Regions from separate parts of the Homo sapiens genome. Here regions 1, 2 and 3 are each linked to region 4. The links are chromatin contacts, found by Hi-C or POLR2A ChIA-PET in ENCODE. All regions are on one chromosome and are shown on one strand. Each heading gives the region's core, a stretch centred on a gene start or an enhancer-like site at or near the end of the contact. The rest is flanking DNA. Distances are from core to core; before and after follow the strand shown. Region 1 has its middle 47 kb from the start of RNF24. Region 2 overlaps PANK2 (pantothenate kinase 2). Region 3 has its middle 66 kb from the start of RNF24. Region 4 overlaps RNF24 (ring finger protein 24).

Region 1 (7,363 bases), core at 655-3,154, 75 kb before region 4:
TACCCCTCTTTAAACATTGGCTTTTGGCTTTTGTTTTCCCCGTAGGACTCTGACAAATATGCCTTTTTTTCAGGTATCCCCTGACCCCTAGATTAGCTCAGGCCCCTACTACTGCCCAATGACATCGTTCACTCATTGCTTCAATAGGTTATTTATTGGATGCCTATGGCCAAGGGTCAGCAAACACAGCCAGCTGTTTTGTAAATAAAATTATATTGGAACACAACCACACCCATTCATTTACATATCGTACAGTTGCTTTCAAAGGCAGAGTTGAATAACTGCACCAGAGACCCACATGTGGCCCATGACACCTAAAATATCCACTCTCTTGTCCTTTTCAGAAAAAGTTTGCCAGCCCTTGTTTTAGGTACCCAAAATGTAGTCCTGGGACCAACAGCAACTTCTTCACCTGGGAGCTCGTTGGAACCACAGAATCTCAGACCCACAACGAGACCTGCTGATTCGGAGTCTGCATTTTTACAAGGTCCTCAGTTGATGTGTGTGCACATTGAGGTGTAAGAAGTGCTGCCTTAAGAAGTCACCCCCTTATCATAGCTCTCATCCCATTCATTGGTCATCATTAACAAATTAATTTTTTTGTCTTCCCTTCCAGAGGCAAGAGCAAGGATTATTAGTGTTGGTCTTCTTCGGAACCCCAGTGCTGATAAGTTGGCTGGCCCAGAGAAGACGAATGCAGTGACCCTCTGACAAATATATTGTTGAAGAGAGTCATGGAAGCTGAAGGAAGAGAGAGTTTCAAAAACAGCAGTTACCGTTTTTCACATATGAGACTGGCAAAGATAAAAAAGTTTGTTAACACACGGTGTTGGGAGAGCACAGGAAATAGGCTCTCTCTCACATGTTGTTAGCACAACCTCTCTGGGGAGGTAAGTTTGGCAATATTCATCAAAATTACAAATGCACAGACTCTTTGACCCTGCATTTCCACTTGTAGGCCTTTGCCAAGTGATTAATATATGTACTGCACAAGAGCAAAAGGTTGGACAAAACCAAGTATTCATCAACAAGGAATCTGCTTGGTAAGTTGTGGTGTATAATAAAACTGTGCAACTTTAAAAAAGAAATCCATCACTGAAAAATATCTGAAAAATTAAAAAAAAAAAAAAAAAGAAGGAGCCAGTGCAATCTCCAAGGTACGTTGCATAATAAAGAAAGATGTGTACTAGTACACATCAGATAATAACCAAAACAGGGCAGGGAGACAGAAGAGGAACTATATATTTGCCTGTATATTCATAAAATGTCTCTTAAAGGATGTACACAAAAAAACAACAACACTGGCTGGCCATGGGAAGGGATGGCTGGGTTGCTGGGGGCAGGGATATGAGGAGACTTTTCACTACCTACTCTTTGGTACTTTTTGAATTAAAAACAGACTGGGGAAAAAAAACAGGAAAAGCTACAGAAAATACAAAATGTGTACAAAAAAAATACAGAAACGTACACACACAAAAAAATAGAGGAAAGTAGAGGCATGTTTTAGACGTCCAGTCTAGAACCTTCCTACTCAAAATGTAGTCCACAGACCAGCAGCATCAGAATCACCTGAAAACTAGTTAGAAATGTAGAACCCCAGGCCCTACTCCAGATAAACTGAGTCAAAATCTGCATTTTTAACAAGAGCCCCAGGGAATTAGCGCAGGCGTTACTAACTGTGACACACCGATCCAGGCAACCAGAGAACTCACTTGTAGCAGCTCCACCTGGTTTCCATGGTCTGCTACTAATAAAACAGCTGCCTTTCCCCCCTAACTGGGGCTCTGTCCCGGTGAGACATCAGGGCCCAGGCTGTTCCCATTAAGGGGCAGGTTTCCAGCAGCTCCTCCCAGGCCCTGGCTGGCCCGAAGCCCAGTGCCCTGGCGGGTCCCCAGCCAAGGAGACAGCTCACTTCCTCCTTCTGGAGCCGCTGGGACTGCTCAGAACGGAAACATTGGAGAGGTCTCCACTCCCCCAGATGTAAACTCTTTCCAACACGAATAAAGATGTATGTGTCTGGCTCAGGTTTATTTATAAATGGTATTTATCTATCTGCCAGGACCTCTGGGTACCTGGTACCTGACCTAGTGGTGGAAGAGAAGTCAGCGGAGGGGTAGCAATGGGCAGGCCCCATTGGAGAAGGAGGGAGAAAGAAAGGCCAGGAGCTGGGCTGCTGCCTCTGCATCCTTGATCCTCTGGAAAAACTCCAGGCCACATCTGGAGGCCACATCTGGAAGCAGTGACTCTGCTGGACTTTTCAGAGCAGCAAGAAGGAGGAGCGAGGGAGGAGTGGGGAGCTGCACTGACGTCGGTCCAGACCACCCAGGACTTTGCAATTGGAGGACTAGGCAGGGAGACTAATTTTCCCACCACCCGACTCCCAACTCTCTGACCCCAAGGACTGGGCAAGCACAGAGCCAGTCATGACTGAATGCCCCCCACTGCTGCTGTCCTGAACTCCCCATGCCTCAAGCCGGAGGGACTCTGTACAAGCCAAGCCCTCTCTGTTTCTGGATCCTTCTATTCCCACGGCCTCCTAACAGTTGCAGCCTCTCCCACAAACAGAACCCCAGGTCCTCCTCTTCTCCCTTCACATTTCCTCCTAGGTCCCTCATCTGTGTGGCTAATGTCTCTTCAATTTAAAACAAAACCATAAAACCACTAAAAAGTGTACAGTCCAAAAGAGTTTACAAAATGCTTCGCCACAGTGAGCCCTATTTCACTCCCTCCCAGCCCTGCAAGGTTCGCATTCCTACCCCTACTCTGCATAGCAGAACACTTAGTGAGTGCAGGAAATGCTAATGGGCTTCACAAGACCTTTCAGCCTGTAGGTAGCAGAGGCCTCTGGACTCAGGTGCACACCTGGGCTGCCGTCTGCCAAGGCCTCAAGGCCTTCTCAGTGCAGGACTCCACATCAGACAGGCCTTGATCCCATCAGCCGCCTGCTGACATCTCCAGTTCTGCGAATGGTTATGTTCCTTGCCTGGCCCACAGGCCCCAAATTCAGATACCTATTTCCTCCCCATCCCCTCTATTGTTCGCCACCTCAGGCCTACCCCATCTCAGAGTCTGGGCAAACATCCTATCCCTATCTTCCCAAACACTACTGTCATTGTTTCCCAACCAGCCCCCCGTCCCTGGGGCTTTTCTCCTAGTATTTCATGTTCCACAGCTGCCCTCAAACCCTCCAGGATAGACTAATTACAAAAGTGGCCCCAATCCCCAGAGTTCAAGGCCAGCCTGGGCAACACGGCAAGACCCCACTCTACAAAAATAAAAATTAAAAAGTTAGCTGGGGCATGGTGGTATGCCTACAGTCCCAGCTACTCAGGAGGCTGGAGTGGGAGGATCACTTGAGCCCAGAAGTTTGAGGCTGCAGTGAGCTATGATTATGCCACGTGCTCCAGTCTGGGAGTGAGAACTTGTCTCTTAAAAAAAAAGGAGGTGGGCCACAGTGATTCCTCTTCCTGTAACCACACCCTTTGCAGTGTGACTTTGTATCTTCTCCCATCAAAAGGCACAGTCTATTCTCCTACTCCTCGAATCTAGGCTGGCCTCATGAGTTGCTTTGGCAGTTCAAATACGGTAGAAGTGAAGTGGTAGAATTGCCCATTCTGAGCCTAGGCTTCAAGATGCCATATGCATTTCCTCTTCTCTTGGAAATCTGTCTTGCCACCATGTAAGTAAGCCCAGGCTAGCTTTCTGGAGGATGAGAAACCATGTGGCCCAGGCACCCCCATTGGCCCAGCCAACAGTCAGGCCAACCAACCATATGATGAGGCTGTTCTGAATCCACCAGCCCCTCCACCCCCTGCCAATCAGCTGACTGCAGATGCATGAGGAAATTCCATGATCAGCTAAGCCAGCCCAGACCAGAAGGACCACCCAGCAGGCCCATAAATGAGTAAGAAATAATAAATGGTTGTGGTATTAAATTACTAAATTTTGAGATGGCTTGTTGCACGGTAAAAGCAAACTGGTACACCCTTTGTCCTCTATTCACAGAAGTCCTCTTAAGGACTTCTGAGGCAAAATTCTTCATATTCAAACCTTCCTAAAGAAGTTGCTCTCTCAGTTTCATTTCCCACAACTTCTCCGAAACCTGGTTGCCACAACGTCCCCTGAAATCTCTTGTTCTTTCCATCCTCAAACCTTTGTTTATATAAGTCTTTCCTCCTCTCATTGCCCCTGCCCCTACCCTGAATACCATCACCCTCCTTCCTCCACCTCTCAAAATCATGTCTTTAAATCCCTGACTGTGGGTCTACCTCACTGTGAAGGGTTTCTTGTTCCAACTCCTTTGACACACTTAGTCTCAAACTTTGCTCTAATTTGCTGTGCTTGCCAAAGAAGCACTTAATCATATCTTTATCCTGCCTTGTTTTATCCTGCATTGGTTCATTATAGACCAGGAAGGGCAGCTAAATTTGACCTCATATGTCTCCGCAGACAAGTTAGTAGAAAATGCCTAGAGAGCATCTGGCATCTGCTAGAAAGACTGCCATGATTGATTCATAATGTCTGCCATAAGCACAGGCAGGTCAGTACTGGCCATTCCTGATCTAGTGCAGGGATTCTTGCACTTTTTGTATTGTTAACCTTATAGACTCCCTCTAAGAATATTTTTAAATGCATAAAATAAAATATATCAGATTACAAAGGAAGCCAATTACATTGAAATATTGTTATCAAAATATTTTAAAATGTGTAATATAAGAATATATATGCTTTAGGCCAGGCACGGTGGCTCACGCCTGTAATCCCGACACTTTGGGAGGCCGAGACGGGTGGCTCACCTGAGGTCAGGAGTTCAAGACCGGCCTGACCAACATGGTGAAACCTCGTCTCTACTAAAAATACAAAAATTAGGTGGGCAAGGTAGCGGGCACCTGTAATCCCAGCTACTCAGGTAACTGAGGCAGGAAAATCTGAGATCACGCCCATTGCGCTCCAGCCTGGGTGACAGAGCAAGACTCCGTCTCAGAAAAAAAAAAAAAGGAGAGAGAGATTTATGTGTTTCTTCCTTAATACACTACATACCAAGATATCTAACAGAGGGCCTAATAATTACTGCAATCTTGAAGTATAAATGAGCTTTCAAAATATCTATAACTGTCATGTGATGTGAAAATATCTGTGGCTTCTGCTGGTGACAAAGACTCAGCTCTGTGGTTTGTTGCCTAAATCCATAACTGAAGGTAGTGCTCAATTTAATTTAGAGCAACGTATAGATGTCATTTTTTTCAACTAAGTTTTATTGACCCTTTTACACTGTATCTGCAGGACCCTAAATTAAGAACCCCTAGTCTAGCCTGTAATATACTTGAAAAGCAAGGGCTGCTAGCAAATTATTTCATAACCTTGAGAAGGATCAAGGCTGGACCACAGTGGGTGATCAGGGGTGATGTAAAATAGTCACCCCTGTGACTATGCAGAGGCTGCAGGGCAGGAGGCGGTAAGGATTTTCACTGCACCTTTTCTGCTCCATTCGGTGGCCTCATCAGTTTCCTTCCTCTCACAGGAACAAGGCCACGGCACCTATTAGGAACCTCATCCTTGCATTCCAGGCCCAGGGAAATCCCTCCAGGCCCCCTTCCTCCCTGTGTCCTGGAACCTGCTGTCCTTCCCACTGTCTTGCTTGGGCCTCTGCCCAGCCCTGGAGAAGCAACATGGCAGAGCCTCTGCCAGCTCAGCTCCCTTTCCAGCTTCCCCCTCCTTTAGCCCCACACTGGAGTAGGGGGGCCAGGTCTCCTCCACCCCCTATCCTTCCCAGGACCTCAGAACACCAACCCTGGGTGCCTTGTTACCTAGATATGGAATTCAGCCCAATCCTTGCAGTGTCCCTTTGAAGTGGAGACACCCCCCTCACATTAAAGATGAATGTGTTAGACACATTTGGGACACCACTTCAAAAACCTCTTGAGCAGATCTCTTCCTCCAGCCAGTGCTGAGCTGACCCGGGGCTTCTCCACTACAGCTGGGTGGGACACCCAAGGGAACATGCTTGGCCGTCATGCACGAGCAGCCCAGCAATGTGGGAGGAACTAAGAAGCTGTGGGATGTCCCTTGACCAACAGTGGTGAGAACCAGTGAATAATGCTTCTGCCTTTTGTCCCCCAGCAGGGAGTTCTGAGACATTTCAGAAAACTCCACGAAAGGCTGTGATGGCCCCCACCTCCAGACACCCATAGATAGCACTGGCTAACTTGGTGTCACATCTTGTATTGGCTCTCCCTCATTTCTTGATTCAATGTCCCTGTCCCTCCCTCCTGCTCCCCAAGATCACGTTCTTAAATAAACTACCTGTTCACAAGCCTTTGTCTCAGGTTCTGCTGGCAGGCAGCAGGAGGGGCGGGGCGAGGAACCAAGCTAAGAGAACAAGGAACTAAGGATCAAAGAAGTGAAGTCACTTGCTCAAGGCCACATGGCGTGTAAGTGTGATCTATTTGATTTGATATATTTGATCAAATAATAAACACACATTTAGCTTTCGGCTGGAGCCGCCATCTTCCAGTAATTCGCCAAGATGATGAACACAGAGGAAAAGAGGAGAGGCACCCGATATATGTTCTCTAGGCCTTTTAGAAAACATGGAGTTGTTCCTTTGGCCACATATATGCGAATCTATAAGAAAGGTGATACTGTAGACATCAAGGAATGGGAACTGTTCAAAAAGGCATGCCCCTCAAGTGTCACCATGGCAAAACTGGAAGAGTCTGCAATGTTCCCCAGCATGCCGTTGGCATTGTTCTAAACAAACAAGTTAAGGGCAAGATTCTTGCCAAGAGAATTAATGTGCATATTGAGCACAGGAAGCACTCTAAGAGCCGAGATGGCTTCCTGAGACGCGTGAAGGAAAATGATCAGACAAAGAAAGAAGTCAAAGAGAAAGGCACCTGGGTTCAACCAAAGCGCCAGCCTGCTCCACCCAGAGAAGCACACTTTGTGAGAACCAATGAGAAGGAGCCTGAGCTGCTGGAACCTCTTCCCTATGAATTCAGGCATAATAGGTGTTAAAAAAATAAAAGACCTCTGGACTGTAAAAATGTTTCTCTTCGTTGAGTAGAAGTGTGGTGTCCTTTCCCCCAAAGAAATATTTAAAGCAAATTTTAATTGTGTCCTAATTCATTATGTAATGTCTTTACTATTCAGATTTAATGTATTTCTTGCTGAAAGACGTTAAGTAGCTTTTTGTGCAACAAATTACTCAATTGGTAAGAAAATGGCCAGGTATTATGTATGAAAGTTTCGTACTGGTTTGATGATAGTCCCTCTAAGTCATCAAGGAAGAAATAAAATAATTTACAAATAAATAAATAAGTACACTTTTTTTTTTTTTTTTTTTTTGAGACGGGTGTCTCGC
Region 2 (7,184 bases), core at 1-2,500, 82 kb after region 4:
CAATGAAAGCAAGATAGAGCGCCTGGCAGCATTCCCCAGGGGCCAGACATGGTGGCGAGACTCCAGTTAAGTGTGCAGCACAGAACACATCAGAAAGCATTCTGGGAGAGGAGGGCTCTGCAGTCACCCATCTCAGACCAGCCCTGAGCCTGAAAACACCACTTTTGACCAGAGTTCCTTATTTTTTTCAGTTAGTGAACATGCCAGCAAACAACTGAGGGAGACAAGAGAAATTATGTGGTAGACAAGACTGAAAACAATTTTATGACATGAAATGATTTTAATTATATTTCAATCTCATTGTTCATGATCTAATGATGTTCCTTTTAGGTAGTTTCTTCCTCAACGTATAGCAGATGCCCTAATTTTTCATACTAAAGGAGCAATAAAATGCTACCCTTTTAGTGGTTCTGATTGTCGTCCATACATCTGAACTAGACAACCACCTCTAGATGGCCAACTCCTATCACTAGCGTACCTTTAATCTTCATTTGACTCAAGAAAATTCAAGTTCCATTAGAGATGGAAATTATTTCACCACTTGCTACTGGCATTATTTTTAACAATCAAATTACCATAAATTGTATATAAGCTAAAAAATGCATACTGTGAGAAAATCCTGCTCAAATTTGTACGCTCCACCTCCAGTGGCACAAAAGACAGTGTGGAGACTCGAGAAGTTTTTATCTCTGCCCATTTGAATAAAAGCAGGCATGTCATGAGTGGGAAAGCGTATAAAGTGCAGATTGCCTTTGCGTCCACACAGAGTCAGGTCCTTCAGCTCGAGGTGCACGTCCCGAATGCCTGTAGACCCATAAGCCACATTGGAGGTCAGGTACTTCCGAATGCTTTTAAGACTTTCCACTTCTTCCTCTTCTTCTTCAGCAGTGATGTCTTTGGGTTCAAAATATACCAGCTTGACCAGAGTTCCACCGATATCCAGTCCAAACCATGGAAAAACTAAATGGGGAAGAAAAATAAGTCAGAACAGCTTTTTTCTGAAAATTAAATTTACCCTTACCACAGTAGCAACTTATTTCAAACGCTAGGGTTTCCAAAGAACATAATTCTAGGCAAAAGGGTTTTGGGGCAAAGAAATGTGATTCTGTCTTGATTTAGATGCATAACTTAAAAAAAAAATACTACGGCAAAGACGAAAAAGAAAAATATCAAAGTATTGAGCCAACCCAACCATTCTGTCAGACAAGCGCAAACCGCACTATGAAGTGTTTTAAAAATAACAAGATGACTACTCGTAAGCCTCAACTGTGAAAAACAAAGATTCAGAATGAAAATCTCTCTTTCCTATCGGCTTAAAAAAAAACATTGAGACTTCAGAGTTCTGGTTTAGCAGCAAACTAGAAACAGGAAATTCCCAAACCTATGTAACATATAACCTCCAATGGTCAATTTATCTTTCAAAATCTGATATTCCAAAAATAAAAGGTTTCAATAGACATTAACACCGGTTCCCAAAATGTCCTTTAGGCCAAGCGCAGTGGCTCACACCTGTAATTTCAACACTTTGGGAGGCCAAGGTGGGTGGATCACCTGAGGTCAGAAGTTTGAGACCAGCCTGACCAATATGGTAAAACCCCATCTCTACTAAAACAAAAATTAGCCAGGCATGGTGACGTGCACCTGTAGTACCAGCTACTCAGGAAATCTAAACCAGAACTGCTTCAACCTGGGAGGTGGAGACTGCAGTGAGCTGAGATCACACCACTGCACTCCAGCCTGGGCGACAGAGTGAGGCTCTGTCTCAAAAAAAAAAAAAAAAAAAAAAGGCAGGGCTGGGCACGGTGGCTCACGCCTGTAATCCCAACACTTGGGGAGGCTAAGGCAGGTGAATCACAAGGTCAAGAGACCAAGATCATCCTGGCCAACATGGTGAAACTATCTCTACTAAAAATACAGAAATCAGCTGGCTGTGGTGGCGTGCGCTTGTAGTCCCAGCTACTCCGGAGGCTGAGGCAGGAGAATCGCTTGAACCCATGAGGCAGAAGCTGCAGTGAGCCAAGATCGCACCACTGCACTCTAGCCTGGCGACAGAGTGACACTCCGTCTCAAAGAAAAAAAAGGCCTGAAGAGATTGGATCAAAGTGGACTGCACAGACATATGGAAGGTCCCAATTTAATGAGGGCTCAAAGTAATGATTTTTCAAATTTACAATGGTGCAATAAGCATTCAGTAGAAACTCTACTTCAAGTATTTATTGTTTTTTTTATTTTTAGTACAGTATTCAATAAATTACAAGATATTCGACATTTTATTGTAAAATAATTATCTTTTATATTATTCATTATTAAATCATCTAGCTTTATGCTAGAAGATTTTGCCCAACTGTAGGCTAATATAAGGGTTCTAAGCACATTTAAGGTAGGTTTGGCTAAGCTATGATGTTCAATAGGCTGGGTATATTAAATGCATTTTGACTTACAGTATTTTCTTTTTCTCTTTTTTGAGGTAAGGTCTCACTGTCACCCAGGCTAGAATGCAACGCCACAATCTCAGCTCACTGCAACCTCTGCCTCCTGGGCTCAAGTAATCCTCCTATCTCAGCCTCCTGAGCAGCTGGGACTAAAGGTGCATGCCACCACACCCACCTAATTTTTGTATTTTTTGTAGAAACAGGGTTTCCCCATGTTGCCAGGCTGGTCTTGAACTCCTGGGCTCAAGCAGTCCACCCAGGTCAGCCTCCCAAAGTGCTGGGATTACAAGTGTGAACCACTGCGCCCAGCCTGATTTACAGTATTTTGAACTTCTGATGGGTTTATGGAATGTAGCATAAACATCGTAAGTCAAAAAGCATCTGTACATGCTTCCCCTCCCAATCTAAATCGTAGAAATTACTAAAGATGTGGGTTTAGGCCGGGCACGGTGGCTCACACCTGTAATCCCAGCACTTTGGGAGGATGAGGAGGGCAGATCACCTGAGGTCAGGAGTTCAAGACCAGCCTGGCCAACATGGTGAAACCCCCATCTCTACTAAAAATACAAAATTAGCCGGGCGTGGTGGCGGGCACCTGTAATCATAGCTACTCAGGAGGCTGAGGCAGGAGAATTGCTTGAACCCGGGAGGTGGAGGTTTCAGTGAGCCAAGACAGCACTACTGCACTACAGCCTGGGTGACAGAGCAAAACTCCACCTCAAAAAAAAAAAAAAAAGGGTGTGGGTTTATTGATATATTTGATATATTATTTTCTAAAATAATTCTGGGAAACAAGAAGAGATAGCAGGCCGGGTGTGGTGGCTCACGCCTGTAATCCCAGCACTTTGGGAGGCCGAGGCGGGAGGATCATGAGGTCAGGAGATCGAGACCATCCTGGCTAACAAGGTGAAACCCCATCTCTACTAAAAATACAAAAAAATTAGCCGGGCGTGGTGGCGGGCGCCTGTAGTCCCAGCTACTCAGCAGGCTGAGGCAGGAGAATGGCATGAACCCGGGAGGCGGAGCAGTGAGCGGAGATCATGCCACTGCACTCCAGCCTAGGTGACAGAGCGAGACTCCGTCTCAAAAAAAAAAAAAAAAAAGAGATAGCAGCAGCAGAACTAGGTTTACAGAGGCAATAACCATGCATAAGCCTCAAAAGAGGAATGCTATTAAAACTGGGATCAGCTATGAAGGTGAGAGAGAGAACGTAGGGGTATTCTATCCAAGCCGTAGGTTCAGGGCGGCTACCATGGGGAAACAAAAGCAGGTCTGGTGCAGTGGTGCAGTCACAAGCGATGGTGGGGAAATGTGTTTGGCACAAGTGGACAGGCCACTCCCTCTACCAATAACCATGTTCTATCCCCAACACTGACAGAAGCAAAGTCTTCACTGGAAACAGGCACTGGAGCCCCAGAATCAGGATGGCACTCAGGTGGCTGCTATTACCCAGAAGAAATAAGGAGACATTTTACCCCATATTTTGCCACGTATCTCATACCTCCCCTAAAATCAATCCTGACCAACTGGTAAACAGACACTGAATCCACTGGCAGAAGAACAGGAATTCTCAAACCAGAGATTATCACTTTTACAAACTAGAAAAACTACAAGGGAAATAAACACTACAAAAATGAGAAACTAAATATCTGAAGAAAGAGTTGCAGGAATAAACAGAATCAAAAATATTCTCAGAGGTAAAATCATAACTCATCCATAAAAAAAGCTACCATAGAGAAAAATCAAAAATTAAAAAACGATTGCCAGATGTGTGTGGCTGCAAAAATTAACACGATAAAATTATATACAACTAAATAAACAACGTACAAAAGAATCCATGCAAAACTGTTTCTATTTATTTTTCACCTTTTATTTTTATTTTTAGAGACAGCGTGTTGCTCTGTTTCCCAGGCTGGAGTGCAATCACAACTCAATCACAACTGACTGTAACCTTGAACTCCTGGGCTCAAGCAATCCTCCTGCCTCATCATCCCAAGTAACTACGACTACAGGAACACAACCATGCCAGCTATTTTGGAGAGACAAGGTCTCACTGTGTTGTCCAGGCTGGTCTCCAACTCCTGGCCTCCAGCAATCCTCCCACTTTGGCCTCCCAAAGTGCTGGGATTACAGGCCTGAGTCATCATGCCCAGCCAAAATTGGCAAAATTTAAATACAGTTTGTCCATGTTAATTTCCTAATTGTGGGAAAGAATGCTCTGAAAACCAAAAAAAAGGGACAAACTACTACATATTTAATATTCATGAATCTCAAAAATAGGGTGAGTAAAAGAAACCTTGCACAAAAGGCTACATACTATATTATTCCATTTATATGAAACTTTTGAAAATGCAAACTGGCCGGGCACAGTGGCTCAAGAATGTAATCCCAGCACTTTGGGAGGCCAAGGCAGGCAGATCACCTGAGGTCAGGAGTTCAAGAGCAGCCTGACCAATATGGTGAAATCATATTGTACTAAAGTATGTACGTATGTACTAAACATATGTACTAAAAATACAAAATATTAGGCTGGGCGCAGTGGCTCACGCCTGTAATCCCAACACTTTGGGAGGCTGAAGCGGCCGGATCACAAGGTCAGGAGTTCGAGATCAGCCTGACCAATATGGTGAAACCACGTCTCTACTAAAAATAAAAAAAATTAGCCGGGCGTGGTGGCACATGCCTCTAATCCCAGCTACTAAGAAAGCTGAGGCAGCAGAATCGCTTGATCCCAGGAGATGGAGGCTGCAGTGAGCCGAGATCACACCACTGCACTCCAGCCTGGGCAACGGAGTGAGACTCCATCTCAAAAAAAAAAAAAATTAGCTGGGCGTGGTGGAACGCGCTGAAATCCCAGCTACTTGGGAGGCTGAGGCAGGAGAATCACTTGAACCAGGAGGCAGAGGTTACAGTTAGCCGAGATCATGCCATTGCACTCCAGCCTGGGCAACAAGAGCAAAACTCAGTCTCAAAAAAAAAAAAAAAAAGGAAAAGAAGAAAAAAAAAAGCCGGGCGTCGTGGCTCATGCCTGTAATTCCAGCACTTTGGGAGGCTAAGGCGGGCGGATCACCTGAGGTCAGGAATTCAAGACCAGACTAGCCAACATGGCAAAACCTCGTTTCTACTAAAAATACAAAAATTAGCCCGGTGTGGCAGTGCATGCCTGTAATCCCAGCTACTCGGGAGGCTGAAGCAGGAGAATCACTTGAACCCAGGAGGAGGAGTAAATTTCAATGAGCCAAGATTGCACCACTGTACTCCAGCCTGGGCGACAGAGGGAGACTCCGTCTCAAAAAGGGGGAAAAAAAAAAAAAAGGCAAGCTAATCATTTTTACATCTGAAAGCAAGCAAATCATGGGCTTGAGAGCTGGGGTTGGACTGCACAGGAGGAGGGAAAAACTCTGGTAACCCAACTCTTGTTTGGGGGTAAAAGGGGTGTGTGTGTGTGTGTGTGTGTGTGTGTGTGTGTGTGTGTGTGTGTCTATACACATCTGTCGAAACTCATGGAACTGTATATTTTAAATGGATGCAGTTTATTGTATGTAAATTACAACATTAAAGACGCTGTTATAAAAGAGAAAAAACAATTGCTAAAATAAAACTTGACAGATATATTTAACAGCAAAATGGGCACAGAAAAAACAAATAGAAAACAAAATTAAAAGATTATCCCCAAATGCTTTTCAAGTATGAAAGAAAGGTCAATATAGTCAATATAGAGAAAATGGAACCTGGCTGGGTGCAGTGACTCACACCTGTAATCCTAGCATTTTGGGAGGCCGAGATGGGAGGATCACTTGAAGCCAGGAGTCCAAGATCAGCCAGGACAACACAGCCAGACCCCATCTCTACTTTAAAAGAAAAAAAAAAAACTAGGCCAGGTGCGGTGGCTCATGCTTGTAATCCTAGCACTTTAGGAGGCCGAGGTGGGTGGATCGCTTGAGGTCAGGAGTTCGAGACCAGCCAGGCCAACATGATGAAACCCCACCTCTACTAAAAATACAAAAATTGGCTGGAAATCGCTTGAACCTGGGAGGTGGAAGTCGCAGTGAGCCAAGATTGTCCCACTGTACTACAGTCTGGCCACAGAGTGAGATTCCGTCTCAAAAATAAAAAATAAATAAAAAATTAGCCAGGCGCACACCTGTAGTCACAGCTACTTGAGAGGCTGAAGTGAGAGGATAGCTTGAGCCCAGGAGGTCAAGGTCGTAGCAAGCTATGACCATGCCACCGCACTCCAGCCTGGGTAACAGACTGAGACTCTGTCTCTAACTAAAAAAAAAAAAAAAAGAGAGAGGGAGAGAATATAGAACCAGAAGGACCAACATCTTATGTTAGTTCCAGAAATTTCCTTGGGGAAAGGGAAGACACCAATCATCAGGTTACTCTAAGGGCTGAACAGTGTTTATCGGTCAGCAGAGAAGGGGAAGACAACTTAGACACATCCTATTGAAATTTCAAGATATCATAAGGAAAAAACTGAATTCCTATAAAGATACATAAATCACATAAAAGTCAGTATCAGACTTTTCATCAGCAGCACAGATGCCAGAAGACAACGGAGCACTGGCTTCAAAGTTATAAGGAAAATGATTTTGAAACTTATATCCAGCCAACCAAATAAGCTTTCAAGCGGGAGTGCAAAAACAATTTTCACATATGTAAGGGATCAACTTTACTTTTCAAAGACCTTCTCTAACATAATTGGTAGATGAATGCCATAATTTTAAAACATCCAAGAGCTTTAAGAAA
Region 3 (7,304 bases), core at 1,254-3,753, 93 kb before region 4:
ACGCGCATAGCTCTCTTCAGGGAAAGCAAGCCAGGCTTTCACTGACTGAGACCCTGCTTTAAAAATCTCAGCCAGTAGCTGCTCCCCTGAGCCCATAAGGAGTCCTCAGGTTGAGAGGTGTGCGATGTCCTCCAAGAAACCTTTGTCCCAATAGGCAGACCCCTAAATACCCCAACCACGTTTCAGTACCAAAAATGGGATCCTATACTTTAAAAACCTGACCTTGGTGTGACCCCTAACCCTGGCCTCAGACTTCCCCCAAACCCATTGCAATCCTTCATTTATTTAACCAGTATTTATTTAGCATCTACTATATACCAGCAGCCTATTAGACACCTGGGATTCTTCAGTGAACAAATCAGACAAAGACCCCTGCCCTCCTGGGACTTCTATTCTCTGAAAGGAAGGTGCCATTGAACCATCCACAGTTGCCCGTGATTGGCCAGAATGATTTGGGTGGCTCTGAATGAAGCCATCATGCAATTCAGCTTCGGACAGGTGACTCAAGTGGTTCTAAGGAGCCTCGCCTTACAGCTTGAGCATTAGGCCTCCTGACCATCAGACCCAGAGAGAGTGATGAAGACTGAGGACATCTGAGTCTAGGAGAGACTTCAACTTTTTGGCGTGTGACTTCCATTTCTTTCTCTCAAAAGTAGAGGATAGTGCCTTATTCTTTGAAATTTGCAATGTACTGCCTTTCGACTACAGGGCTTTCACAGAGCAGAAATCTGTTGCTTATTTGATCTGAAACTTCAGTGCTCAGAGAAAATATTCACCTCGGTCTCATTGCATCATTCTCTGAAGAAGGGCCTCTGGGTACCAGTGGCCAAAATCTCATCCTCTTATTCCAAAGATTGGTTCCCCTCTCTGTCTTCTCTCTCTGCGTGTTTATGGCACCATTCTTCCCCAGAGACCTCAGCTGGAAATCTCAGCCTCATATCTAATTCCTCTCTCTTTCTTCCCCAGATCAATCCAGACACCCATCAGTTCTACCTTCTAAATGCCTCTTGATCCTGTTCTCTCCTCTCCACCCCATAGCCACTGCACTGGCCAGGCCACCATCTTTGCTCACCCACACAATTGCCATGTCACAGTTGATCCCCAGATTCCTGTTCTGAAGATACTACTGTCAAGCCCCTGTGCATGGTGTCCTTCAGGCTCATTCGCTTCACCTGAGGGCCCAACCAGGCAAGCTCTCTCCCTGCTGCCTCCTGCCATCCCTACTTACCCCTCTGGACCTCTGCTCCTCTCCTGGCACCTGTACTTCCTGCAGCTCCTCTCTAAAATTTACCAAAATACTCTATCTCCACTTTCACCCTCCCAGGAAGCTCTCCCCAACCAGGCCATTCAAGTAATTCCTTCCTCTATAGCATCTTATTCTTCACTATCCAAGCTTACCTGGGGCAAAGTCCTGTGTTCCCGCAAAACTGTGAGCTCCTGAAGTCAGAGTCAGTCTTTGTCTCCTCTTTGGCCTCAACTAGTGCCTGGTCCCCATGAAGGACCTAGAAGATACCTGCTGCATGGCAGATAGAGCTAAAGGCATCAGTGGCATGGTTAAATCAACCTATGACACCTCAACTCTCAGAAATATGGAGTAGATGTGTTTTTTCCTATTCTTTCCAGTAAATATGGCTAAAAACCCTAGATACTGCCTATAAAACAAGCATCTGAAAGCAGAGAGAAGAAGGCAAACCAGCTAGGGACTTTGGGGCCTAGGGAATGACACAGCAATGAGTTCTCTGGGTTTATCTTTTTGGCTCATATATCCCAGACAGTGTGCAAAGAAGCCAGCATTCTGGAAACAACAATGGGAATAGATGCCCCACAAAAGCCCAAGAAAATCCTGCTCTGCTTGCCAAAGGACCAAGATGGAGTGGCCTAGCAAAACAGAAAACTTTTAGACAATGATCGTTCTGTGCCAGCCAAATACCATAGGAAAAAATGTAAGACCCCACCCCCACCCGCACCATCAAAGGCTGAGTGGGGAGCCTCGGCTTCATGGCTAGGCTCAGGCTGGACTTCACGGCTTCAGGCTATCATGAGGTTTCAATCTCCTTCCCCCTGGCCAGGCTAGTGTCAGAAAAAGCTGGGTGGGAAGCCAGGACTTTTATCCCGCTGGGCAGCAATGAGGTCTCCCTTCCCAGGGGTGTCAGTGGAGACCACATGGGAAGCCTGGACTTTCATTCCCAGCTGGTGGTAACGGAGCACCCCTCCTCCTCTCCCCCGCCCTCCTCCTCTCCCCCGCCCTCCTCCTCTCCCCCGCCCCCCTCCTCTCCCCCGCCCCCCTCCTCTCCCCCGCCCCCCTCCTCTCCCCCGCCCCCTCTCCAGTGGTCTCAGAGGAAGCCTGGTGGAGACTCAGGACTTTCGCAACTGCCAAACGGTAACAAGGCTATCCTGCTTCCCCACAGTATCAGTGGAGGTCACATGTGAAGCAGTGACAAGGGAACTCTGCCCCTCCCAGCCAGGGTGTTGTCGATGGAGACCTAGTAGGAAGCCTGAACCCTACCCACTGCCCAACAGTGATGAGGCGCTCCTTCCCTGACCCTGACTGTCAACAGAGGCAGAGTGGGGAACCTGGACCTTCACCTCACCTGACAGGAACAAAGTAGCAGCCCCTTTCCCTAGAGCAAGTCAGAGGAGGCCTCTGCTAAATCAGATTTAAAGAAGCTCCAAGGTCTCACAACAGAAACTCAAAATGTTGAGGTTTCCGTTGAAAATGACTCATCAAACCAAGAACCAAGAAAACCTCAAATTGAATTAGGAAAAATAATCAACAGACACCAGTGCCTAGGTGACATGGATATTAGAATTGTCTGACAAGAATTTCAAAGCAGCCATCATGAAAATGCTTCAATGAGCAACTACAAACCCTTGAAAAAAACACACAAAAATAGAAAGTCTCAGCAAAGGAACAGAAAGTCGTGGGTCTCAGCAAAGAAACAGGAGACATAAAAAAGAACCAAATGGAGGCCAGGCACAGTGGCTCATGCCTGTAATCCCAACACTTTGGGAGGCTGAGACGGGTGGATCATTTGAGGTCAGGGGCTCAAGACCAGCCTGGCCAACATGGTGGAAACCCCATCTCTACTAAAAATACAAAAATTAGCCAGGCGTGGGGGTGCCTGCCTCTAATCCCAGGTACTCAAGAGGCTGAGACAGAAGAATCCCTTAAACCCAGGAGGTGGAGCTTGCAGTGAGCCGAGATGTTTGCGCCACTGCACTCCAGCCTGGGCGACAGACCAAGACTCCTTCTCAAAAAAAAAAAAAGAACTAAATGGAAATTTTAGAACCAAAATATACATCAACAAAATTTAAAATTCAATGGATGGATTGAACAGCAAAATAGAGATGACAGCATAAAGAATTAGTGAACTTGAAAATAGAACAATAAGATTACCCAATCCAAGCAACAGAGAGAAAATAGTAGAGAAAAAAATGAACAGAACCCAAGAGACTTGTGAGGCTGTAACAAAAGATCTAACATTTGTGTCACTAGAGACCCAGGTGGAGAGGTGAAAGGATCTACATTTGAAAAAGTATTTGAAGAAATAATGGCTAAAAATGTCCCAAATTTGACAAAAGACATGAACCGACAGATTCAGGAAGCTAAGTGAAACTCAAACAGGATAAACCCCAAGAAGTTCAAATCAAAACATATCTTGGCCAAACTTCTAAAAACTAAAGCCAAAAAAAAAAAAAAAAGTCTTGAAAGCAGAGAGAAATGACGCATTGCCTACAGGAGAAAAATAATTGGAAAGACGTCAGATTTCTTATCAGAAACCCTAAAGTCCAGAAGAGAGTGGCACATTTCTTTTCTAGTGCTGAAAAGAAAAAAAGGAACTCTCAACCCAGAATTCTATATCCAGTAAAAAGATTATTCAAGAATGACGGGAATCCAGATGTTCTCAGATTAGGAGAACCAGGAGAATTTGTTGTCAGCACCTGCCATTTAGGAATGACTAAAAAGAAGTTGTCTAAACAGAAAGGAAATGATGAACAAAGGAATTTTTCTTTTTTCTTTTTTTTTTTTTTTGTTGAGACAGAGTCTCGTTCTGTCACCAGGCTGGAGTGCAGTGGTGCAATCTCAGCTCACTGCAACATCTGCCTCCCAGATTCAAGCGATTCTTCTGTCTCAGCCTCCTGAGTAGCTGGGACTACAGGCACACGCCACCATGCCCGGCTAAATTTTTTGTATTTTTAGTAGAGACGGGATTTCACCATATTGGCAAGGCTGGGCTCGAACTCCTGACCTCATGATCCACCAGCCTCGACCTCCCAAAGTGCTGGGATTACAGGCGTGAGCCACCACACCTGGCTGAATGAAGGATCTTAGAACAACAGTAAAGAAGAAAGAACAATGAAAAGCACAAAAATATGGATAAATACAACAGACTTTCCTTATCCTCTTGAGTTTTCTTTCTTTCTTTCTTCCTTTCTTTTTTTTTTTTTTTTTTAGATGGAGTCTTGCCCTGTCGCCAGGCTGAAGTGCAATGGCGTGATCTTGGCCTCCCGAGTTCGAGCGATTCTCCTGCCTCAGCCTCCCAAGTAGCTGGGACTACAGGCACGCGCCACCAGGCCCAGCTAATTTTTGTATTTTTAGTAGAGTCGGGATTTCACCACGTTGGCCAGCATGGTCTCGATCTCTTGACCTCATGATCCACCTGCCTCGGCCTCCCAAAGTGCTGGGATTACAGGCATGAGCCACCGTGCCAGGCCTCTTCTTTAGATACAGTGATGGGGTCTCACTATATTACCCAGACTGGTCTTGAACTCTTAGGCTCAAGCAGTCCTCCTGCCTCGGCCTCTCAGTGTTGGGATTACAGGCATGAGCCTCTTGATTTTTCTAAATTATGTTTGACAGTTAAAGTAAAAAATGTACTTTGGGATGCCAACGCGGGCGGATCACCTGAGGTCAGGACTTCAAGACCATCCTGGCCAACATGGTGAAACCCCGTCTCTACTAAAATTACAAAAATGAGTTGGGCGTAGTGGTGCACACCTGTAATCCCAGCTACCTGGGAGGCTGAGGCAGGAGAATCACTTGAACCCGGGAGGCAGAGGTTGCAGTGAGCCGAGATCGCACCATTGCTCTCCAGCCTGGGCGACAAGAGTGAGACTTCGTCTCAAAAAAAAAAAAAAAAAGGCCGGGCGTGGTAACTAATGCCTATAATCCCAGCATTTTGGGAGGCCAAGGCAGGCGGACCACGAGGTCGGGAGTTTGAGACCAGCCTGGCCAACATGGTGAAACCCCATTTCTACTAAAGATATAAAAAATTAGCTGGGCATGGTGGCATGCACCTGTAATCCCAGCTACTCGGGAGGCTGAGGGAGAAGAATCACTTGAACCCGGGAGGCGAAGGTTGCAGTGAGCCGAGATCGTGAGATCGCACCATTGCACCCCAGACTGGGTGACAGGGCAAGACTCTATCTCAAAAAATAAATAAATAAATAAAGCAAAAATTATAACACCGTATGATGTGGTTCTCAACAAATATAAATATTTAAGACAATTATATTAGAAATGGAAGAAAGTAATGCGATGTTAGGAAGGTAGGTTTTACACTTCACTTGAACTAGTTAAATGTTAATACTCATAGATAGTGTGACTTGAAAGATTTGAAATCACATAGAGTGTGTTCTCTGACCACAATCGAATACATACAGAGACAGAGATACGAATATAGATAGATATTTGAATAGACAGATATAAATATAGATAGCTATATATCTAGAACAACTACTGAAAAGGGTATACAAGAGATATACACTCACAAACACTATCGATAAATCAAAATGAATGAAAACATTCAAGTGTCCCGTAGAAAGGCAGGAAAGAAAAAACAAAGAGAACAATAGAAAACTTAAAAATTTAATGGCTGACTTAATTCCTAACATATAAATAATTCCATTAAATATAAATTTACCCAAGCATACCAATTAAAATACAGAGATTGACAGAGAGGATTTAAAACATGACCCAACTATATGCTATCTACACAGAACTCATTTCAAATGTAACAATATAGGTAAATTGAAAGTTAAAAGATGGCTAGGCGTGGTGGCTCACACCTGTAATCCTGGCCATTTGGGAGGCTGAGGCAGGAGGATCACTTGAGCCCAGGAGTTTGATGCTGCAGGGAGCTATGATTGTGCCACTGCACTCTAGCTTGGGTGACAGAGTGAGACCCTGTCTCTAAATAAAAATTTAAATTTAAATTTAAAAATTAAAAAGATCAGTTTTACACCACAAACATAAATCAAAAGAAAGCGAGAGTGGCTATATTGATGTCAGACAACGCGACTTCAGAGCAAAGAAAATTACCAAGGCCATTCTACAATGATAAAATGGTCAATCCACCAAGAAGGCATAGCAATCCTAAATGTGTATGCACAAAACAACAGAGCTGCAACATATGTGAAGCCAAACTTGATCAAATTGAAAAGAGAAATAGACAAATGCATTATTGTAGTTGGAGAATTCATTTTTCTCTCAGCAATTGATAGAGCAACCAGACAGAAAATCAGCAAAGATATAGAAGACACCAACAATACCATCAAACAACAGAATCCAGCTGACATTTATAGAACACTCCACCCAAAAATAGCAGAAACCACATTCTTTTCAAGCACCCAGGGAACATATATCAAGATAGGCCATATCCTGGACCATAAAATACACCTCAACAAATGTAGAAGAATTGAATCATACTGTGTTTTCTGACCACATGGAACAAATAACAGAAAGGTAACAGGAAAATCTCCAAACACTTGGAAATAAAACAATACACTTTAATCCTTGGGTTAAAGAGGAGGCTCATGGGAAATTAAAAAAAATACAGTGAACTAAATGAAAATGAAAATACGACGTACCAAAATGTGTGGGACACACTTAAAACAGTGTTAAGGGGGAATTTGTGAAACTAAATGTTTACATTAGAAATGAGGAAAAAACTCAAATCAATAATCTAATCTCCCATCTCAAGAAACTAGAAAAAGAAGAGCAAAATAAACCCAAATTCAGCAGAAATCAGGAAATAATAAGAGCAGAAATCAATGAAAGTAAAAACAGAAAACAATATAGAAAAGCAATAAAACAAAAAGTTGATTCCTTGACAAGATCAATAAGATGGACAAACCTCTAGCAAGACTGACAAAAGAAAAAAGAAAGAAAACACAAGTTACGAATTTCAGGAAAGAAACAGGTATCTGTTGTTATCACTGAACACCCCAAAGACATTAAAAAAAGAATAAGATAATACTACCAACGCTACACACATACATTTAACAACTTCAATGAAATTGAC
Region 4 (7,371 bases), core at 3,517-6,016:
TACTCCAGAGGTAGGTGTTTTAACCCTGTGCTTTTCCGGGGAGTTATAACTGACTGTTGATGGACAGGTGTCACAAATACAACTGATACATTCAGATTGTCACAGCCAATTCCTACCTTTATTTAAAGAGTGATTTTCTTTTTTCTATCTTTAGGGCCACTCTGGCTCTTTATTTCAGGATGTTTTCTTGATTATCTCATAGACCTAGCAATTCCCAAAGGAGGTTTGTAATATTCAATACTGTTTCGAGAAGTGCCATGACATTTTCAGAATAAAATGAACATTGATTAATTTTAATTTAAAAGACACAGTTCTTTGTCACAGATTGGAGGAGACTAAAGAGATACAATTAATGCAATGTGGGATCCTAGAACAGAAAAAGAATATTAGTGGGAAAGCTGGTGAAAATTGCATAAAGTCTGTATTTTAGTTAATAGGATTATATCTGTTGATTTCCTGTCTTTCTGCTATCCTTAGGTAAGATTTTAACATTTGGGGAAGTTAGGCGAAGGGTATTTGGGAACTCTTGCAACTTTTCTATAAATCGAAAATTATTTCAAAATAAAAAGTTTAAAAATATATACCTTGTTGCCAGTTATTTAGAAATTATGGTGTGGGCCTTTCTGGAGGCCCTCTAAGGCAGTGAAGATGATCCAAGATGCATCAGCATACTAACTGCCCACAGGAACCAACCACGGAAATTGTTTTTACTTGTGTATCCATTCTAACCCTACCAGTGCAGTCCAGGCTTATCAAGGTCCATGGAAGGCAGCAGGTTCTCATGGGAAGAGTAAGAGGTTTGATTTCAGATATGTGGCCAGGAGTGGTGGCTCACGCCTGTAATCCCAGCACTTTGGGAGGCTGAAGTGGGCAGATCACTTGAGGTCAGGAGTTTGAGACCAGCCTGGCCAACATGGTGAAACCCTGTCTCTACTAAAAATACAAAACTTAGCTGGGTGTGGTGACGGGCTCCTGTAATCCAGCTACTCGGGAGGCTGAGGCAGGAAAATCACTTGAATGTGGGAGGTGGAGGTTGCAGTGAGCTGAGATCGGGCCACTGTACTCCAGCCTGGGTAGTAGAGTGAGACTCTGCCTCAAAAAAAAAAAGATGTGAGTTTTCAGTTTCTTCTACCACTCACTAGTGGTTTCAGTTTGGGCAGCTAGCCTGACTTTTCTGAGTCTCAGTTTTTCATCTGAATACTGGGGAGCATAATATCTATCCCATAGTGATTATAAGGATTAAATAATATGTATACAACCTAGTCACAAACTCTAAAGCACAATGTAAAATGTTCATTTTGATTAATATCCAAATTAATCACTTGGAAAAAAAAGGTTCTCCAGTTTCAGGGATTATACATCAGGCTAACTCTTTTTAGGTAATTTTTCCTAGATTAATTGTATTGCTACATTGGATGTAATCAAAATCCATAGATGATATATTTAAAATTGTGCTTATAACATTTTTATTATTAACAATCCATTTGAACCTAAACCAATATGACAAAGAAACAAAGTAGTAAGCTGAACACTGTAGTCTATTTAATACAAAGATTTACTTGCATATTATTTTGACTTATTTAAGCCAATGTCTAGCCTTTTTGCTTTGGAAATTATGACACTAGGAAGAGAATTTCAAATATGAAAATCCCAAATCTGTCAGTTTCCATGAAATTTAAAGCCAAAGTCATTAATGGAATCCATGGAGCTATTTTCAAGGGAGACCCTAGAGAGATACAATGTCCAGTCTACCAATTGTACGAGACTTACAACCTTGTAGTTTGTTTGCAGAAGTAAATTATTCTATAACTAATTGAAAACAAGGAGCTTATTCAAAATACTGAAGTGTACAAATGAACAACAGCAAAAAAAAAAAAGACAAAATACTGAAGTGCTACCAGGTACCTGTGATGAAATTTTATATTTCTTGTTTTACATCCAAGTTTGTAATCTGTGTTACAAACTTACATCTAAAGTTTATTCTAAGTCCGTATTTCATGTGGCTTCATGCTCTGATTCTGCCTGGTAAAGTGCTGCAGTGTGGTTTCAACCAGATTGTAATTATTATTCTTCCTGTATGTTGATATAACTGCTTTACTAAAGTAGCCTCACATAGCTCAATCAGAGTTTTCTCCAAAAATGTCAGTCTAATGCCAAAACCAAAAGAGATCAAAGACATGGAAGATTTCCTAGTGAAGTCAGAGCTGCTCATCAGTAGTGCTTACCTTTGAATAAAGAGAAATACTTTAAAAAGCCAACTGTTATTGAGTGGGTAAAGTAATGAGTAAGATCTCTGTTATCCTCAAGGAGTATTGTATTGCTACACTGGATGTAATCAATGTAGTATTAGAGGATTACAATCAATGTAATTCTGCGCTCAAGGAGTACATTTTCCAACTCAGTAAAAAGTAGTGTATTAGCAAGTATAGATGGAAATTCCGTGTGTGTGTGTGTGTGTGTGCGTGTGTGTGTGTATATAGCCACACATATTCTATTCATGAAACGGCAATCTCATTAGATTAAGACAATAATGTGCATTATTCATGTTATTTTACTGTCATTCGAGAGATATTAGACAACTGAGAAGAAACAATTTATATATAATTATAAATGTATAATTAAAATGATCATTAAATGATTACCTTATCTAAGCAAATGCTGATTTAAGACAGATAGCTATAGGATATTTGTGAAGTATCTAATTATCCTTGTGATAATTTTTCCTCACTACATTTATCCAGAAAAAGCCAGGATTTTCAACTAAGTCTTTTAAATAAGAATCAAGGTTTTTAAATTTCTGTGAATCTTTACAAACAACTGGGACAATTTTCTTTAAAAATAGCTTCTTAAGGCATGGAGCAGTGGCTCACGCCTGTAATCCCTGTACTTTGGGAGACTTAGGCAGGCGGATCATGAGGTTAGGAGATCGAGACCATCCTGGCTAACACGGTGAAATCCTATCTCTACTAAAAATACAAAAAATTAGCTGGGCATGGTGGCACATGCCTGTAGTCCCAAGCTGCTTGGGAAGCTGAGGCAGGAGAATCACTTGAACCAGGTAGGCGGAGGTTGCAGTAAGCCAAGATGGCACCACTGCATTCCAGCCTGGGCGGCAGAGCGAGACTCCATCTCAAAAAAAAAAAAAAAAAAAAAAGTTGTTTAAAAAATAAATAAAAATAAAAATAGCTTCTTCCAATTCCATTTACAATTAAATTTTTTATTCTCTTTAATAGGTAACATTAACATATCCTAGCAGCAAAATACTAAAGATATTATAAACAGGTATTCAGTGAAGTCATTCTCCTTCCAGCCCTGTCAGAGGCTCAATCACTGATACCAGTTTTTTATATATTTTTCTAGAGACCTTTTTAGACAAATACAAAGCTAGCTTCTCTTTTCTTTTTATATCAGAGGTGATATGCCACATGCACTGTCCTGTGTGTTGTTTTTTTGTTTTGTTTTGTTTTTTACTTAGCAATGTTATCATGGAACTGTGCCAAATCTACATTTTTTTTTTTAATTTTTAGAGACAGGATCTTGCTCTGTCATCTTGGCTGGGATGCAGTGATGTGATCATAGCTTGCTGTAGTCTCGAACCTTGGGTCACAGATGATCCTCTAACCTCAGCCTCCTGAGTAGCTAGGACTAAAAGCATGTGCCACCATGCCCAGCTAATTAAAAAATATATATATGTGTGTGTGTATATATATATTATTTTTTTAACTGTGTTGGCCCAGGCTGGTCTCTAACTCCTGGCCTTAAGCAGTCCTCCCACCTTGGCCTCCCAAAGTGCTGGGATTACAGGTGTGAGCCACCATGACTGACCTGGTATCATTCTTTAACAACTGTAAAACATTAGATTGTGATGATATTCTATGACTTAACCAATTACATATTTAGGTTGCTTCCAACCTTTTGCTTTTATAAACAAGTTTGTGTGAAGAGCCTGGTACAAATGTGTCTTTGAGTATGCATGCAAGTACATCTGAAAGATAAATTCCTAAATGTGGAATTGCTGGGTCAATAGGTAAGTGCATGTATAATTTTGCTGAGTTGCTCTTGTGGAAGCCAATAATTCTACTCACAATTCCACTGATAATGTGTGAGAGTACTTTTTTCCCCCAAGCAGAAAGTTTCTGTGGATTTTTTTTGGGGGTGTTTCTGAGTTTTACTTAGAAAGGCCTTCCCCATTTTGAGATTATTTTTAAAATTCTTTGATATATTTTAATATTTTCATAATTTCATTTTTTATATTTAAACCTTAGGTACAGCTCAGATATATTTTAATACAAAGAATAAGGCTATCTTAATTTTTTTTCTCAACTGGCTACCTAATTGTCCCAATATCATTTGTGAATAATCCATCTCTCTCTCTTTCTCTCTAATGGGAAATGTCAGCTTTATGATTCCTATATTAATTTGGGCTATTCTTTAACTTTCTTGTATCTGCCAGCGTAGGCTAGGTTATGTTGTGGTAACAAACAACCTCAAAATCTTAATGGCTTATAACAAGAATTTTCCTTCCTTTTGGTACATGTTCATCAAGAGTTGGCTGAGAGCTCTACTCCGTGTCTTCTCACTCAGAAACTAATGGAGTTGCCACCATCTTGAACATTACCAGCTTTCCTGACTAAGGGAAAGAGGGGCCTGGAGACTCTCACACCATCAGTAAAATGTTCAGCCTGAAAGAGATATACATCAGTTCCCTTCACAGCTCGCTGACAAGTTTTAGTCACATGACTCTACCCACAACAAAACAGCAGGAAAATACAGTCATACATGTGTGCAGAAGGAAGATGGAAAGCTGAAAATATTTGGTAAACAACAACTGTCGTATTTCTATTCTGTCCTGTTCATCTGTCAATTCAAGTGTCAGCAGCACAGGTTTTTCTTTTTTTATTTTTTTTTTTTGAGATGGAGTCTTGCTCTGTCACCCAGGCTGGAGTGCAGTGGTGCAATCTTGGCTCACTGCAAGCTCCGCCTCCAGGGTTCACGCCATTCTCCTGCCTCAGCCTCCCGAGTACCTGGGACTACAGGCGCCCGCCACCACGCCTGGCTAATTTTTTGTATTTTTAGTAGAGACAGGGTTTCACCATGTTAGCCAGGATGGTCTTGATCTCCTGACCTCGTGATCCGCCTGCCTCGGCCTCCTAAAGTGCTGGGATTACAGGCGTGAGCCACCGTGCCCGGCCAGGTTTTTCTTTTTTAGAGTATTTCTGGCTGTGCTTTCATTTTCATTTTTACTTTTAAACTAGAATTAGCCTTTTTACCACTCTTGTCCTCTCAGAAAAGACAAACCCTGTCAGTTTTTTTGAATTGTATCTGCATTAAATTGATAGATTTAAGGAAAATTGACATCTTTATAATATTTAGCGTCTTTACAACCAAGAAGAGGGTATTTTAGTCATTCACATCTTCTTTTGTGTCTTTTATATTTTCTTAATACAGATTGCATGTATTTATTAGTAAGTATTCTTTTTGTTCTTTTAATAAGATTCTTTTTTATTTTACCGTCACCTGCAAATAATCATTTTAATTTCTTCTTTACAATCAGGTTGGTTTTCTTGAAGGATTAAAAAAGATACAGCCATTTTCAAATAACATAATCTATTATCCAAAATATTTTTCAAAAAATTTCATATGGGCCTGGTGCTGTGGCTCACGCTTGTAATCCCAGCACTTTCTGAGGTCAAAGCAGGAGAATCCCTTGAGCTCAAGAATTCCAGACCAGCCTGGGCAAAATAGCAAGACCCCATCTCTATAAAAATAAAAAAATTAGCTGGACTTCATGGTCCATGCCTATAGTTGCAGCTCCTGGGGAGGCTAAGGCAGAAGGATTGCTTGAGCCCAGGAGGTTGAGGCTGCAGTGATCTGTGATTGCACCTCTGCATTCCAACCTGGGCTACAGAGCAAGACCATGTCTCAAAAAAAAAAAAAAAAAAAAGAGTTTCTTTTCATGAGCCATCTCTATATTAATTCCAGTGAATAAGTAGGTTAACATTAATGATAAGTGCTGTTTATTCCAGTTACTGGACACACCAATTTTTTTTATTTTTTATTTTATTTATTTATTTTTTTGAGACAAGATCATTCTCTGTCACCCAGGCTGGAGTGCAGTGGCATGATCACGGCTCACTGCAGCATTGACTTCCTGGGCTCAAGCAACCTTCTCACCTCAGCCTCCTGAGTATCTGGGATCACAGGTGCATATCATCACACCTGGCTAATTTTTAAATTTTTTTGTAGAGACGGAGTCTTGCCATGTTGTCCAGTCTGGTCTTGAACTCGTGGGCCTAAGCTGTCCTCTCACCTTGGCCTCTCAAAATGCTGGGATTATAGGCATGAGCGACCACGCCCAGCCTGAAATACCAAAAAAAATTTTTTTTTTTTATTTTAAGCTGCTGCTGCTGCTGAAGGTGAAGATGCTTACATATGTGATTAGTTACCTATACATCTGGAAAATTTTTGTTTAATTTCCCTAATTTACATGATCTCTACCTATGCTTGCTTGTGTTTTTCTCATATATCTAGCCAGCCTCTTAAGAGTGAATACTCTCTAGTTTACTGTAAATTACTGCCTGCAGTGAAAACTCTTTAAATTATGTTCCCACTCATCCCCTTCCAAGAGTCCAGTACAATCACAGAAGAGGCTGAGCTCTTTAAATATTATGAGAATCTCAGAACCTCTGTTCATGTGGCTCATCGAATCCTCTATTATGGGATTCTTTTCATGGAAACACCAAATTTTTAAGAATCATATTTGTTTTGTGCTCTGCAGATATCTGTTATGCTGACCTAATAGAACCAGGAGCTAATGAGTCTTTAATGTAGACTAAAAATTGGCTCTGAGTAAAGAGGCTCACAGGCCCATTCATCAAACTTGAGAGAGATTTAAAATTAAACATCTGCAGATAATTAGAGGATAGTTTTGAGTGCCAAAATGAGGTATTGCTGTCCTGTTGCGTTTTGATTTTCCTCACAGCAGAAAAAAACATGTTTTCTTGGGAACTAAATCAGCTTTTTTCTAAAATTAAGTAGTTATGGTATTACCCCTAGAGTTTATTTCATGTTGAGATGGGAACCGCTCATTGCTTCGTATTTCTTTTCACACTGCCTTTGTGTAATTATGATGTAAATTTCAACCTGAGAGTATTTTCTTCCTTTATAACTTGTCTTCTATTTCATCCTCCTTCTGTCTCTGCATCACTCTGTGTTGTTTCCCCCTAACCCATATTCCTAAGAGTGCTGCCATCAATTAATCAAAAAACAATGAATCATGTAGAAGTCAATAGTTAAATGTTGATTAGCAGATTCTTTGTAAAAGTATAGGGCTGGGAGTTGTGGCTTACGCCTGTAATCCCAATGCTTTAG

The links. A loop is a pair of places that touch in the nucleus more often than their neighbours do. ChIA-PET counts read pairs that join two places held with the same protein, here RNA polymerase II (POLR2A). Pooled maps may share reads with other maps.
Region 1: a loop to region 4 is called in a map of CD14-positive monocyte, with 2.5 times the contacts of the local background. The contact joins two enhancer-like sites. A Hi-C loop is called at or near these places in 1 of 168 maps with a recorded cell type or tissue (CD14-positive monocyte) and 2 of 50 pooled maps. POLR2A ChIA-PET finds 5 or more read pairs at or near these places in 6 of 52 experiments (AG04450, BJ, Caco-2 and 3 more).
Region 2: a map of CD4-positive, alpha-beta T cell shows a loop between it and region 4 (1.9-fold over the local background). The contact joins two enhancer-like sites. A Hi-C loop is called at or near these places in 4 of 168 maps with a recorded cell type or tissue (CD4-positive, alpha-beta T cell, CD4-positive, alpha-beta memory T cell, CD8-positive, alpha-beta T cell and 1 more), 4 of 37 single-sample maps with no recorded cell type and 13 of 50 pooled maps. POLR2A ChIA-PET finds 5 or more read pairs at or near these places in 17 of 52 experiments (A673, AG04449, BJ and 13 more).
Region 3: a map of CD4-positive, alpha-beta memory T cell shows a loop between it and region 4 (7-fold over the local background). The contact joins two enhancer-like sites. A Hi-C loop is called at or near these places in 1 of 168 maps with a recorded cell type or tissue (CD4-positive, alpha-beta memory T cell) and 13 of 50 pooled maps. POLR2A ChIA-PET finds 5 or more read pairs at or near these places in 13 of 52 experiments (A549, AG04450, CD4-positive, alpha-beta T cell and 10 more).

What each region holds. Positions count from the first base shown.
Region 1 is chr20:4,059,277-4,066,639 of GRCh38, reverse strand. It overlaps the pseudogene RPL21P2. Among named protein-coding and RNA genes, the nearest start is that of RNF24, 47 kb to the right of the region's middle. RefSeq lists an enhancer at 2,507-3,395. Within about 2 kb of position 1,904, at least 32 of the 41 ENCODE cell types and tissues checked have a DNase peak (open chromatin) inside an H3K27ac peak, as active enhancers do; they include CD14-positive monocyte, where a contact is called at or near this core.
Region 2 is chr20:3,901,702-3,908,885 of GRCh38, reverse strand. It overlaps PANK2 (pantothenate kinase 2), which reads right to left. Exons shown (of 7, transcript NM_001386393.1): 2 at 608-960. Among named protein-coding and RNA genes, the nearest start is that of MIR103A2, 12 kb to the left of the region's middle. RefSeq lists enhancers at 2,069-2,148, 2,870-3,370. Within about 2 kb of position 1,250, at least 9 of the 41 ENCODE cell types and tissues checked have a DNase peak (open chromatin) inside an H3K27ac peak, as active enhancers do; they include CD4-positive, alpha-beta T cell and CD8-positive, alpha-beta T cell, where a contact is called at or near this core.
Region 3 is chr20:4,078,095-4,085,398 of GRCh38, reverse strand. No RefSeq gene overlaps it. Among named protein-coding and RNA genes, the nearest start is that of RNF24, 66 kb to the right of the region's middle. RefSeq lists enhancers at 2,048-2,547, 2,548-3,049, 2,963-3,162 and a cis regulatory region at 1,981-2,678. Within about 2 kb of position 2,503, at least 24 of the 41 ENCODE cell types and tissues checked have a DNase peak (open chromatin) inside an H3K27ac peak, as active enhancers do; they include CD4-positive, alpha-beta T cell, where a contact is called at or near this core.
Region 4 is chr20:3,987,031-3,994,401 of GRCh38, reverse strand. All of the region lies in intron 1 of RNF24 (ring finger protein 24), which reads left to right. Among named protein-coding and RNA genes, the nearest start is that of RNF24, 25 kb to the left of the region's middle. Within about 2 kb of position 4,766, at least 4 of the 41 ENCODE cell types and tissues checked have a DNase peak (open chromatin) inside an H3K27ac peak, as active enhancers do; they include CD14-positive monocyte, CD4-positive, alpha-beta T cell and CD8-positive, alpha-beta T cell, where a contact is called at or near this core.